2 separate regions of the Homo sapiens genome follow, and region 2 is linked to region 1. Evidence: chromatin contacts called from ENCODE Hi-C or POLR2A ChIA-PET data. All regions are on one chromosome and are shown on one strand. The core of a region is the stretch at or near the end of the contact, and the rest is flanking DNA. Distances in the headings are between cores, read along the strand shown. Region 1 holds the start of YARS2 (tyrosyl-tRNA synthetase 2). Region 2 holds the start of CPNE8 (copine 8).

Evidence for each region. A loop is a pair of places that touch in the nucleus more often than their neighbours do. ChIA-PET counts read pairs that join two places held with the same protein, here RNA polymerase II (POLR2A). Pooled maps may share reads with other maps.
Region 2: a loop to region 1 is called in a pooled map, with 14 times the contacts of the local background. The contact joins the promoter of CPNE8 here to the promoter of YARS2 in region 1. A Hi-C loop is called at or near these places in 1 of 37 single-sample maps with no recorded cell type and 10 of 50 pooled maps. POLR2A ChIA-PET finds 5 or more read pairs at or near these places in 2 of 52 experiments (CD8-positive, alpha-beta memory T cell and naive thymus-derived CD4-positive, alpha-beta T cell).

What each region holds. Positions count from the first base shown.
Region 1 is chr12:32,754,104-32,760,460 of GRCh38, forward strand. It overlaps YARS2 (tyrosyl-tRNA synthetase 2), which reads right to left and starts at 1,794. Exons shown (of 5, transcript NM_001040436.3): 1 at 993-1,794. The coding sequence starts at 1,771. RefSeq lists enhancers at 734-1,373, 930-1,089, 1,374-2,013, 1,460-1,559, 1,580-1,809 and 1 more.
Region 2 is chr12:38,903,931-38,910,271 of GRCh38, forward strand. CPNE8 (copine 8) reads right to left here and starts at 1,661. Exons shown (of 20, transcript NM_153634.3): 1 at 1,507-1,661. The coding sequence starts at 1,604. It overlaps CPNE8-AS1 (CPNE8 antisense RNA 1), which reads left to right and starts at 1,782. Exons shown (of 2, transcript XR_007063275.1): 1 at 1,782-3,067; 2 at 5,380-5,662. RefSeq lists a silencer at 1,646-1,815 and an enhancer at 2,946-3,205.

The sequences.
Region 1 (6,357 bases), core at 544-3,043:
TTCATTATGTGCCTCAAGCACAAGTGGTGGTAGGTTCTACTGTTCACCTTCCAGATTTCTTTCTGGTTACTTGCTCCAGGAAAACTTCCTTGACCTCCTAAATCTGAATTCTTGTTCCTCTTATGTATTGTTACAGTACTTACTCTATTCATTCTGAACCTCATGAGTGGTTCCAGGCAGGTTCTAGGCAGGCCAAGGGGAAGTGCTACATAACAATGGACTAGAGATTTTGAAAGGCTGAGTGGGAAGGAGAAAACTGGGTGAAGGGGTGTCAGGAAGAGACACTAAAGGAAATCTTCTAAACGCCTTTTAAACATGTGCTTTGCTCTGTTGCACATGAGCTAGCCCTATCCTTCACCTCTCTCAAGAAAATGCTATTAGACCCGCATTACTTGTCAATTATTTGGAGTTGAAAAAACTTTTTGAGATACCAACCAAGGACTAACACTAGTTTCATGGAGGGTGCAGAGCTAAAGCAGAGGCTAGCTACTCAAGGAGGCCCAGTCACGTTCTGGTATAAACACACAAAAGCAGTTTCTCTAATTAGAGAGGACGACTTAGGCGAAGCAAAACAGACCGACCAAATCTTCACTAGTGGTCTGTTTCCCTTTTTTTTTTTTTTTTTTTTGAGACGGAGTCTCCCTCTGTTGCCCCAGGCTGGAGTGCAGTGGCGCGATCTCGGCTCACTGAAACCTTCGCCTCCCGGGTTCAAGAGATTCTCCTGCCTCAGCCTCCCGAATAGCTGGGATTACAGGCGTGCATCACCACGCCCAGCTAATTTTTAGAATACACCGTTTACTCTTAATACCCTTAATTCAGCCCTTTAATTCTTATTAGCCAGTGTTATTAACGCCATTATAGAGCCTTAATGGGGATAAAACCAACAAGAGCTGGAACGAAGGGCAGCAACTACAATCCTAAGAGTGAATCACAGGCTACTAGTGTGTAAATTATTTGGTCCCAGGATTTCCCCAAGGTTTAAAGGCACTTACTTGTTGATGAACTCATATCCGGACATGATGTTGCCTAGTTGATCAGATCCGCCCAGCTGGACCCTGCATCCATAACGCTGGAAGAGGTAATAGAAGTCATAGGCCTGGAGCACCTGGTAAAAGAACTCGGCCAAGCTCATGCCCTCGGGGCTCTTGAGCCGCAGCTGCACGCTCTGCCGGCTCAGCAGCGTCCCCATGCGGAAGTGACCCCCCACTGCCGCCAGGAAGTCCACCAGGTGCTGCTTCTGGTACCAGGCCGAGTTGTCCAGCACAGTGAAGCTGCCCCAGGAGCGCCCATCAGTGAAAAGCTGCTGGTGATTAGCCGCCAGGGCCTCAAGCCCTAGGCGCAGAGCTCGCGCGTTGGCTCGCACGCGCTCTGTCTCCAGCGCCTCGCGTTCCTTGGTACGGCCGCTCGGGTCTCCCAGGCGCGCCGTGGCGCCTCCCACCAGCGCGATCACGTTGTGGCCCGCTCGCTGCAAATGAAACAGGCCCAGCAGCGCAAGTAGATGACCCACATGAAGCGAGTCTGCCGTGGGGTCGAAGCCACAGTAAATGGTTTGGGGAAAACTCGCCGTGCCACGGTCGAAGAGCTCTGGGAGCTCTATTTTCGTCCCCGTCTCCGGGAAGAAGTCCTTGAACAGACCTCGAGCCTTCTGCGCTGCCAGTAACCCCTGAGCGCCCGAGTGGGCCTTACGCAGCCCCAAGGGCAACAATACTGAGAGATTTAGGGTACCAGACCACCGGCCCCAGGAAAAGGACCGCAAGATGGGCGCCGCCATCTTGGTAGCGGCACGAAGGGAATGCTGGGATTGCAGAGGCTCCCACCACACCCACCTACTTACAGCTCCTAGGGAAGGTGCTTCAGTGTTTTTCTGCGCATGCCCGAGACGGTTACGTAGTTACGGAGCTTGCGCTCTCAGCAGTTGAGTCCCGACTCCAAGTGGCGATTCCGCCTCAGAGCCGTCGCCTTACGTTCCCTTAAACTTAATTTTTCCATCAGCAGTGTGGATCTGCTTATGATAGTTCCTACCTCATAAGGCTGTTGTGAGCCTTAAAAATTAAAGCATTTGGCACATAACGCTTCACAAATGCTAACTTGTATTTACATTTTCACGTAAAAAGATTGTGATGCGCAAGTTCTTTGAAGTCTTGGTTCCATGCAAAAAGCTGTTCACAGAGGTTGAGAAAGGTTAGGAATTGGTTTAAGTTCGCGGAGAGATAGGGAGTTGCTGCTGAGACGCAAGCAATTTCATAGTACCGATTCCCTAATTGCACCTCGTCCCCAGTATTCATCGGCTCTTCCAGGAGGTGGCAGTCTTGTCCAAGGTATAGCAAGAAAAACTCAGTGCAATAAAGTACATGCATCAAGTCCTGTGGTTTATTTATTTTAAATACAGTTAACTAGGTTGGGACACAGCTTAGCATGAGTGGATTCAAGTTAGTAATCACATCGTGCAGCGTGACAGGTGCTCTGAATACTGACCAGGGATGAGGTTCTTATTGGCAGCTGGCTGGCAGGTGATCTAGCTTCAAAATCCCATGTTAGAGCCTGATTTCTAGGACCGCTTTCAAAATCGTCTTAGGTAGAATTCCCTGGACTCTGAGTTGGGGGGGAGACTGGTTTGCAGGAGGGTAATTGGAGTGTGCTCTTAAGAACAACACCTATAATGGAGTGAGGGAGGCCGGGTTGGGCGGAGGGAGAAAGAAGTTGAACTGTGAACAATTTGTAATAGAGGCCTCAGGCAATCCAGTAAGGGCTCTGGAGCCGGGATTTCCTTTCAGAGTCATCCTGAATTGAGGCCAGGGGGCAGACCTTTAGACCCTCTTACTGACTGCTCATTAAATGTGGGATGTTTCTGGGGAGGAAGCAAAACGCTGGGTTAAGGCTTTTGGAGAGTGAGATGTGCAGGAAGGGACTCAGCTGTGAGCAATAAGCAACCAACACTCCCAGCAGCTGGGGGATTGAGTGCCTTGGTCCTGTGACTGGGATCTGGGCCATGTTCCAAATCATTCCCTACAGGACTTTTCCATTTTTTAACGTTATAAAGTTATCTAACAAAATGAAAACTTATTTTAATAATTAGTTTCTTTGCATGTATAATTATCAGTGAATTAGTTTCTCATTGCCAAATAGTAACTTCAATAGGATTTTGAGATACTCATTCAATAGGCTATTAAACATACTCCCAACTGCTTAAGAAAATAGTGTGTTCAAAATATCTTAAAATTTGCAATCATAACCTGTTGATCTTCAGTGTTTTTTTTTTTTTTAAGTGTCACTCTGTTGTCCACACTGGAGTGCCGTGGCAGGATCATGGTTCACTGCAGCCTTGAACTCCTAGGCTCCAGCGATCTTCCTGCCTCAGCCTCCCAAGTAGCTGGAGCTACAGGTGTGGACTACCATGCCTGGCTAATTTTTATTTTTTGTTTTTGTAGAGACGGGGGTCTCACTGTATTGCCCAGGGTGGTCCTAAACTCCTGGCCTCAAGCAAGCTTCCCACCTCTGCCTCCCAAAGTGTTGGGATTACAGGCATGAGCTACTTCGCAAGGCCAATCTGCAGTCATATGGTCCACCACTTTGATCAGGGACAGATTTCAGTAGGTATGGCAGGAAATTCTCCTGAGCACACGTAAGGAAACTCACATCTGGGCCACTTGTCACTTGAAAGCCAAAAACCCAAGAGAAGAGCTGTAGTGAAAGTAAAGTTAGCTTTATTCAAGAGACCAGCAACCCTGGGGGATGCAGTGAGCTAGCGTTCAAAGACCACCTCTGGTTTTTAAGGGCAATTAAGAGAAAGGATGATAAAAAGATTTTTGTGAAACGTGTGCAGTCTCAGGTCGGCAGTAAATCATTGCTTTCTTGGTCAATATTTTGTGGCTTTCTGCAGGTACCATCAGCCTATTCTTATTAGGTCGGTCAGCCCATTCACAGAGAGGCTGATCTAGGTATTTTCTTTTATCTCTGTTCAAGATCCTGTTTTTCTGAGGCTGATTTTAGTGAATGATCTACAAAATCAAGCAAAGTAATAATTGTATTCAAGTAAGCAAGCTTTCTTCTAACATGGAATCAGTACTGTCACACACACAGCAAATGGTGCTTTCTATTTAGTACCTTAATACATAGGGCACACATGTGTTTCTGGTGACACACAACTCTCTGGCTTTTACAGGTGTGTTAGTAATTTGAAAATCCTACTTGTTACAACAGTATGCCAGGGTTACTTGATGTCAGGGTTACTTGATGACCTGTGCTTAATGGAGAAGAATTTTGTGGATAATGAGAAATAGAAAATTTCTACCTGGGATTACAATTTATTATAAAGTCTTTTAAAAATAGATTTGAGCTCTGCTTTGTCTCTTAAGTTTAGTTGCATCTCATGAAGAGGCAGCAAAGTCTGATATAGAAGGTGGTGTCGGGCCGGGTGCGGTGGCTCACGCCTGTAATCCCAGCACTTTGGGAGGCTGAGGTGAGCGGATCACTTGAGGTTGGGAGTTTGAGACCAGCCTGACCAACATGGAGAAACCCCATCTCTAATAAAAATACAAAATTAGCCGGGCATGGTGGCGCATGCCTGTAATCCCAGCTACTTGGGAGGCTGAGGCAGGAGCATTGCTTGCACCCACGAGGTGGAGGTTGCAGTGAGCCGAGATCATGCCATTGCACTCCAGCCTGGGCAACGAAAGCCAAACTCCGTCTCAAAAAAAAAAAAAAAAAAAGAAGGTGGTGTCACAGGAGGTGCTAGATGAGACTTGACAGTAGCTTAATGACAGTAACAAGCAACAAGTTTGGAAAATACAGTGAGATCAATTACTCTCTTTTTATAATTTGTGTTGGTATTATAGGGGAAATTGGGCTTTGTCCCAAAGACAGGAGCAATAAAGAAGATGGGACTTTCAAACCTTTGGAATTATATCCGTGGCTAAAATTTTATGGGATTGCACCCATGGTTTGCATTTGGGTTACAAAAAAGTGACCAAGTTAATTCTTGCTGTTTTTATTGGCTTAAAAAGTGAGTGAACAAGGGTTAAAAAGTATTTTTAAAAATATGATTTATCTCAACTGTAATAACTTGAGGTTAACTGGCCTTGAATTAGAGGCACATGTGTTTTACAGTTACCTTTTCCTGCAACAAAATGCCACATAAATGTTCTCTTTGAAGGGATCCCTGTTTTAAATGGCTTGGTTTTCAAAATGTAAACAAATATAAATATAATAGAATTCAAAAGACACAGAGTAAACAGTAATGGTATTTTAACTGATCTCTACTTAACTTTGAAAATTTCTCTATCTCTAGCATTGTATTAAATATATATTCAGATTACAGCAGAGATCTGATTAGGGCTGAAATATGAGCTGCTCGAACATCACAGCAAAATGACAGCAGAAAGAAGTCTGAGGAATTCTGATCATTATAATCACTATAAAATATAATTCTTATTTGTGTTTTCTGTTTTTTTTTCCTTGGAGAAGATTATTGGTGACATCAGATGCAAAAGGGAGTGGATAGGAACAAGAAATAGAAATTGTAAACCTATAATTGTAAACCTACGTAACCATGCCCGGTTACGGCCGGGCATGGTGGCTCACGCTTGTAATCCCAGCACTTTGGGAGGCTGAGGCGGGCAGATCACCTGAGGTCAGGAGTTTGAGACCAGCCTGACAAACATGGTGAAACTCCCGTCTCAACCAAAAATACAAAAATTAGCCAGACGTGGTGGCGGGCGTCTGTAATCCCAGCTACTCAGGAGGCTGAGGCAGGAGAATCACTTAAACCTGGGAGGCGGAGGTTGCAGTGAGCCGACATAGCACCACTGCACTCCAGCCTGGGCAACAGAGTGAGACAACATCTCAAAAAAAAAAAAAAGAAAGAAAAGAAAAAGAAATTGTAGGTTATTGCAGAAAGGCCATGGCTTTTCTTCCAGTTGAAGTATTTCCATGGCTTTTCTTCCAGTTGAAGTATTTCCATGACATTCCTATCTCCTATTACTTGGGAAGAATCATTTCTAAAGATTGATTTCATGTCTTTGTTGTCTTTGTATAATAATTTATAACTCAATCTGCCTCATAATTACATCTTCTCACACATGACTTTCATGTTGCTGTTTTTCTTGAAACCTACATCTAAAGTCCTAAAGATCCTCCCACTCTGCCCATCCTTACCTGCAAGGCAGTTGCTCCCCTTTCATTCCAAACTAATTTCTTTCAGGAAGCTCCTCTGCATTAGGTAGGGCGAAGGAAGGATGCTTTTACTGTCCAGGTTCATCATGCCCCTAAAATGTATTAAAATGTAAAATCAATAATGCTTACCCTTCCCACACAAAAAAATGGAAAGACCATTAAGTTCTATTAAAATTTATAGAAATT
Region 2 (6,341 bases), core at 411-2,910, 6.1 Mb after region 1:
CTTAAGAGGCGGCAAACAATCAGGTGATATAGTTTCAGGGCTAGATAAAGGCTGTCCCCTACCCTCAAATAATACTTCTACTACGGTTGCTGGTGCTCGAATTTTCACCCCCAGAAAAGAATTCCTTTGGCTTTAGGCTCAGTTTGTGAAAATGCAAAGTCAAGATTGATGGAATTTTAAACTTATTTACATCAAGATCACCCAAATTTGTTAGATATCTTCAAGGCAAGTTTGCTAAGGAAAGGAAAGGGAGGATGTGAGGGCATAAAAACAATCTTAGGGCAAAAATGGATAAATGAGGAGCCAGTTTTCCAGTGAGACAGACCCAATTATGCAAACAAGGGAGTGGGCTCCAGGGTCAATATTAATTCGCAAATTAGTGGCCAGTACCAATTTAGCACCATCGCTCATCTCCTTCTCAAAATCATCTATGATATAGCGGTGATGCTGCTTTATTTACAGGGCAACTAACCGAAAGGTCAGGACAACGAGTTTGCAATTTACAGTCTCTGGACAGGGTTGAAAGTCAGTTTTTTTTTGTTTTTTTTTTTTTTTTGAGATGGAGTCTTGCGCTGTCGCCCAGGCTGGAGTGCAATGGCAAGATCTCAGCTCATTGCAACATCCACATCCCGGGTTCAAGCGATTCTCCTGTCTCAGTCTCCCGAGTAGCTGGGACTACAGGCGCGTGCCACCACGTCCGGCTAATTTTTGCATTTTTAGTAGAGACGGAGTTTCACCATATTGGCCAGGCTGGTCTCGAACTCCTGACCTCGTGATCCACCCGCCTTGGCCTCCCAAAGTGCTGGGAATACAGGCGTATAAACTGTACTGAGCCACTGCGCCCGGCCGAGAGTCAGTTTTTACAAGCACTCAGATGTGGGCCCGAAAACAAATCAAAACAAAAGTCGTGACTTCCCAGATCTTAGGTAAGGCATAGATTCGTCTGCAAGGAGGGCCGAAATCTCTACCTATCAGGCAAAAGGCAAAAAGCCCGGAAGGGTCGGGGAGAAGCAAGCTGGAAGGCTCCAGGAAGTGGGTGGGGAGGAAGCTGCCGGGGTTGGAGCCAACCCTAGCAACAGCAGGTTTGCACACGCCTAGCAGAGGAAGTCCCGGGCCTAAGCGTGCAGCGGTCACAAGAGCTTTTGGCAGTGCTGTCCCCTTCGATTCCGGTCATCACCCAACCATCCAGCCCGGGTTTGGGGCGGAAAACCGGCTTGTAAAGTGGGCGGCGGCCGGTGTTCCCACAGCTGAGTCACAGCCCAGCCAACTTTTACAGCGTTTCCCAGAAAGAAAATACAAAGTCTCAGTCCCGGAGCCCACCGCTTCTAATTCCCGCTCCCCTGTGTCACCTGACCCGGGGTAACTCCAGCCCCACTACTGAGATATTTCCCACTCATGGCGCAACTTCTTGCCTGCGCAAAGCCTCGTGGTACCCCGAGCGCTCTCCAAGTGCTACCAACCCCACAGATGAGAGGGCAGGAGAGAGGGGAAGGGCTGCGTCCTCACCTGCAGGACACGGACACCTCCACCCGCGTGGCCGGGATGGCAGCGCTCAGCTGGTTCAAGTCCCCGATGCCCGCAGTGCTGTTGTAGCGGCTGTCCATATTGGGAGGAGGCGCCTTGGACTTGTCCGGCGCCCACAACCACAGCTCGGGCGGACTGAGGGCTAGCTCCCGTCAGGCGGGGATGGGGGTTGAGGGTGGAGGCAGAAGAAGGAGGCGGAGGCAGCGCGCGGGATGGGGGAGGGAAGGGAGGAGGCGGACCTCCGCGCAGAGCCACGAGGGAACCGCTAGCCAGTCCTGGGTGAAACTGACGCTGCCAGGCAAGTGGCGCGCGGGGATCCCGGTTTCCCAGCCCCCTTCCGGCAGGCAGCAGCCCGGGCGGGGGACACACTCCGTGATCCCCTCCTGGCTGGAGGGGTCAGGCTTGGTGGACCCAGCAAGCAGCCTGATGGAGAAGGTGGCACCAGACGCAGACCCCTACCGTCCAGGACCGCAAGCCCTCGCCGGCTCTGCGTGCTTTTAGGTTTTGTCTCCACCTCTGCACACCCACACTCGCCTCCTGGGCCGCGACAGCTTCCTTCTGTCAATCAGGTGTGGACGGGAAGGTCTCGAAGTTTCCTCGCCTGAGTTGAAAGCTGGAGGTGGGGGCACCTCTGCCCGTTCCTAACTGCCCCGTTATAAGGTCCCCCTCCCCACAATTGGTTCTCACCTCGCCCTCGGAGCTCTTGGGAGATCCCTCCGTCCCTCCTACTGTGCCCTCGGGCAGATGAGTCTGGTCCCAGCTTCTGGACTGCCCACTGTCGGCCACTTGAGAGTTGGGGACGGTGGGGCATTGTGACGCTCTCCAACCTTGGAACACGGTGGCAAAGTGGCCGATCAATATATGGGACAAGTGGGGGCGGGGGGGCGGACTCTAAGGTGGAAAAAACAATACTACTTGGGATTTAAGGAAGCAATCTGGATTCTGTCTCCCCTTGGTTCTTCGGAGCTTAGAGGTCTAACGGCGACATTCCTCCTACAGTAAGGGCTCTTCTGGGTCCCTCGTTTCCAAAGGCATGAAAGTTCTGACCTGAAAATGGGGGCCGGGGAGGGTGATGTCACAACCATATAACGCAGCTCCTTCAGCCGACTCCCACCCGCAAGAACTGAGACCTGACGGATAAAAGCAGAGAGGAGTCAGAGTGAGCGCTGCGTTTGGGAAACTGCATTCCAGGGCAGCAAGACTGGTGCCAAGACGGAGTCGTGGCAAAAGCATCCGGAGGTAGACGAGGCGCCCCTCCACTGCAGGGACCTTTGTTCCCCGCGCCTTCCCTCCTGCCTCACCCGAGCGCCTGCGGGTCCCGGGAGCTCGCCACCAGGCGGCGACGGAGAACAGGATGCGGCGCAGCTGGAAGGCAGAGGGTGGAGAGGGGGCGGGTGTCCGTCCGATTTAACGCTCCAAGCACGGAGTTTCCAGCTGGTTGGGCTAAGTCTGGGAGGAGCAGTTTTTGCGGTGGAGGACTTGCCTTGCGTTGTAACATTTTAATCCACTTGCAGCCTCCTGCCTAGAGAATCTATAGAGGCGGGTGAGAGTGTGTAGGTGCAGTCTTGCCGATTCCCCTGCCGAGTGTACTTCCCCTGTTTCTTCTTGCTTTCCTTTCCTGATTTCCCCACCCACCGCTTTTTCTTCTTTTTTTTTCCTTCCTCTTGTCCTATTACAAATTAAACTGTAGTTTACTGCGATTTGGAAATGCCCTAAAACCCCAGGCATTTCTATTATGCTGCTCAAAGTTAATTTGGCATAGAGATCTAGGTTTTTTTTTAAGCTCACCAGAATTTTACTTTACAGAAGCCTACTGAAGAGATGAAACTTGAGAACTTTAGTAGTCAACATGTGGGATACTTACATCCAATTTGTTTCCACTTCAGTGAGGTATAACATATATAATGAACTGCACTTAAAGTGCATCCATCATTCGATAAATGTTGACTCATGTATCTCCCTGTGAAGCCATCACCAAAATCAAAATAATGAATCATTCCATCACCCAAAAGTTTTCTTACGTCGTAATCAGTACCTCCTTTCATCACTGAAACAACCCTCTAAGCAACCACTGATCTTTATGTCACTATAGAAGAGTTTGCATTTTTAAAAATTATGTATGTGGAATCATAAAGCAGGTAGTATTTTTGGTCTGGCTTCTTCCACTAAGCAAAGTTCTTTTGAGATTCATCTATGTTAGCATCAATAGTTCATTCTACTTTTTAAATATTTATTCATATATACAAAGAAATAAATTTTTAATTTATTTTAAATTAATAAATTTCATTTATTTAATGAAATAAATTTTTAATTTATTTCATTGTATATATGCGCTATAAATTGTCCATTCACCTGATGATGGACACTTTGGTTGTTCGAACTTTGGGCAATTACAAATGAAACTGATATGAACATATATGTACAACTCTTTCTGTGGACGTATGTTTTCATTACTTCTGGGTAAGTACCTAGGAGTGGAACAGCTGGATCATATGGAATGTGTATGTTTAACTTTTTAAGAAACTATTAAGGCCAGGTGCGGTGGCTCATGCCTGTAATCCCAGCGCTTTGGGAGGGTGAGGTGGGCGGATCATGAGGTCAAGAGATCGAGACCATCCTGGCTAACGTGGTGAAACCCTGTCTCTACCAAAAATACAAAAATTAGCCGGGCATGGTGGTGTGCGCCTATAGTCCCAGCTACTCCGGAGGCTGAGGCAGGAGAATCTCTTGAACCCCTGAGGCAGAGGTTTCAGTGAGTGGAGATTGATCGCGCCACTGCACTCCAGCCTAGGGACAGAGCGAGACTCTGTCTCAAAAAGAAAAAGAAACTATTAAACTTTTTTTTCAAAAGAGTTTTACTACTTTTCTTTACCACAACAGTATATAAGAGATCTGGTTGCACACATCCTTGCCAACATTTATGATGGTCTTTTAAATTTTAGCTTATCTAACAGATGTGTAGTAATATCTCATGTGGCTTCATGACAAATGATGTTGAACGTATTTTCCTATGTCTTTTTGCTATGTGTATACGTATCTTCTTTGGTGAAGTGTCTTCATATATTTTACTTATTTTTTTATTATGTTGTTGGTTTTCTTATTTCTGAGTTTTGAGAATTCTTTATTCTGTATCCAAGACCTTTATCGCATGTGGTTTACAAAATATTTTCTGACAGTCTGTGGCTTGTGTTTTCATTCTCCTGTCTATCAAAGAGAAGAAGTTTCTAATTTTGATGAATCTAGTTCTTCAACGTTATCTATTATAAATCATAATATTGATGTCAAAACTAAGAAATATTTGTCTAATGTGAGATCACAAAAATTATCATCTTCTATACTTTCCCCTAAAATTTTAGTTTTAGGTTTTACGTTTATCTCTATAATTTATTTTGGTTTTTCTAATCAAAGTTCTCATTTTTACACATTGTCATCAGATTTTGCTAGCACCATTTGTTGAAAATACTACCCTTTTTCATTGAAAAATCTTTGCATCCTTTGCCAAAAATTAACATATATCTATGAGTCCATTTTTTAGACTCTATCCTATTCCATTTACCTATTTGTCTTTCTTTAAGCCAATGCCACAGAGTCTTGATTACTATAGCTTTAAAATAACTCTTAAAGTCAGGTAGTATAAATTTTCCAACTTTGATCCTCTTCAAAATTGTTTTTTCATTTTTAATCCTTCTCATTTTCATATAAATTTTAGAATCAGCTAGACAAGGTCCACAAAAAGTCTTGTTGAGATTTTCATTGGGGTTGCATTGATTCTATGGACAAATCAGAGAATAATTGACATCTGATCCAAATTTATCTTCTGATCTATGAACATTATATATCTTTCCATTTATTTAGGTCTTCCTTAATATATGTCAGCAGTGGAGTGGTGTGCTTAAGGAGAGAGAGACTTGGAAAAATACAGACCGAGAACAAGGCCATGTGGAGATAGAGGCAGAGACTGAAGTTGTACCACCAAAGGCAAAGAATATCAAGTATTATCAGTAACCACAGGAAGCTGGAAGAGGCCAGGAAAGGTTTTTCTTAGAGACCTTGGAAGGAGCCTGACCCTGGAACACCTTGATTTTAGACTTCTGACCCTCAAAATTGTGAAAGAATAAATTTCTGTTGTTTTAAGCAATTCGGCTTGCAGTAATTTGTTACAGCAGCCCTAAGAAAAGTAATACATATCGATAACATTTATTATTTCCATTTTGCTGACTCTTTCAAGTTCTGTGCTTATAAATTCATCATAGTGAAGTAAGCTTTAAATGATAAAACTTTGAAAGTATACTCAAATTCTGTTGCTATAGTTAGCACAATACAGAAAGGAATATAATTTTTAAAAATAAATTTTAATAATATAAATATAAATTATGACATGTCTAAACTTTTATTTTGGAGATTTTATAATAAAAAGTTTATATTTATTAAAATTCATTTAAATTAATAACATAAAGCCCTTGGAATATGCTAAAAATCAAAGATAAGTTACATTTACTATAACGTAATAAACCATCATTCACTGAATCAGTGATTTAGCAGACATTAATTCAATGTCTGCTATGCACTAGGCACTGTACTAGATCTAAGAGCTAAAGCTCCTTCTGGCACTTATAGACCAAGTAAAAGTTAGCAAGGAGATACATTATTGGGTAAAGATTATACTGACTGAGTCATCGAGCTCTGTTTTTTAAATAGTTTCAACTTTTAGATCTCTGACGTACATGTGCAGGTTTGTTAAATAGATAGATTGTATAATGTTGAGGTTTGGGATGCAAATTATCCTGTCACCCAGATAGTGAGCACAGTTCCCCAAA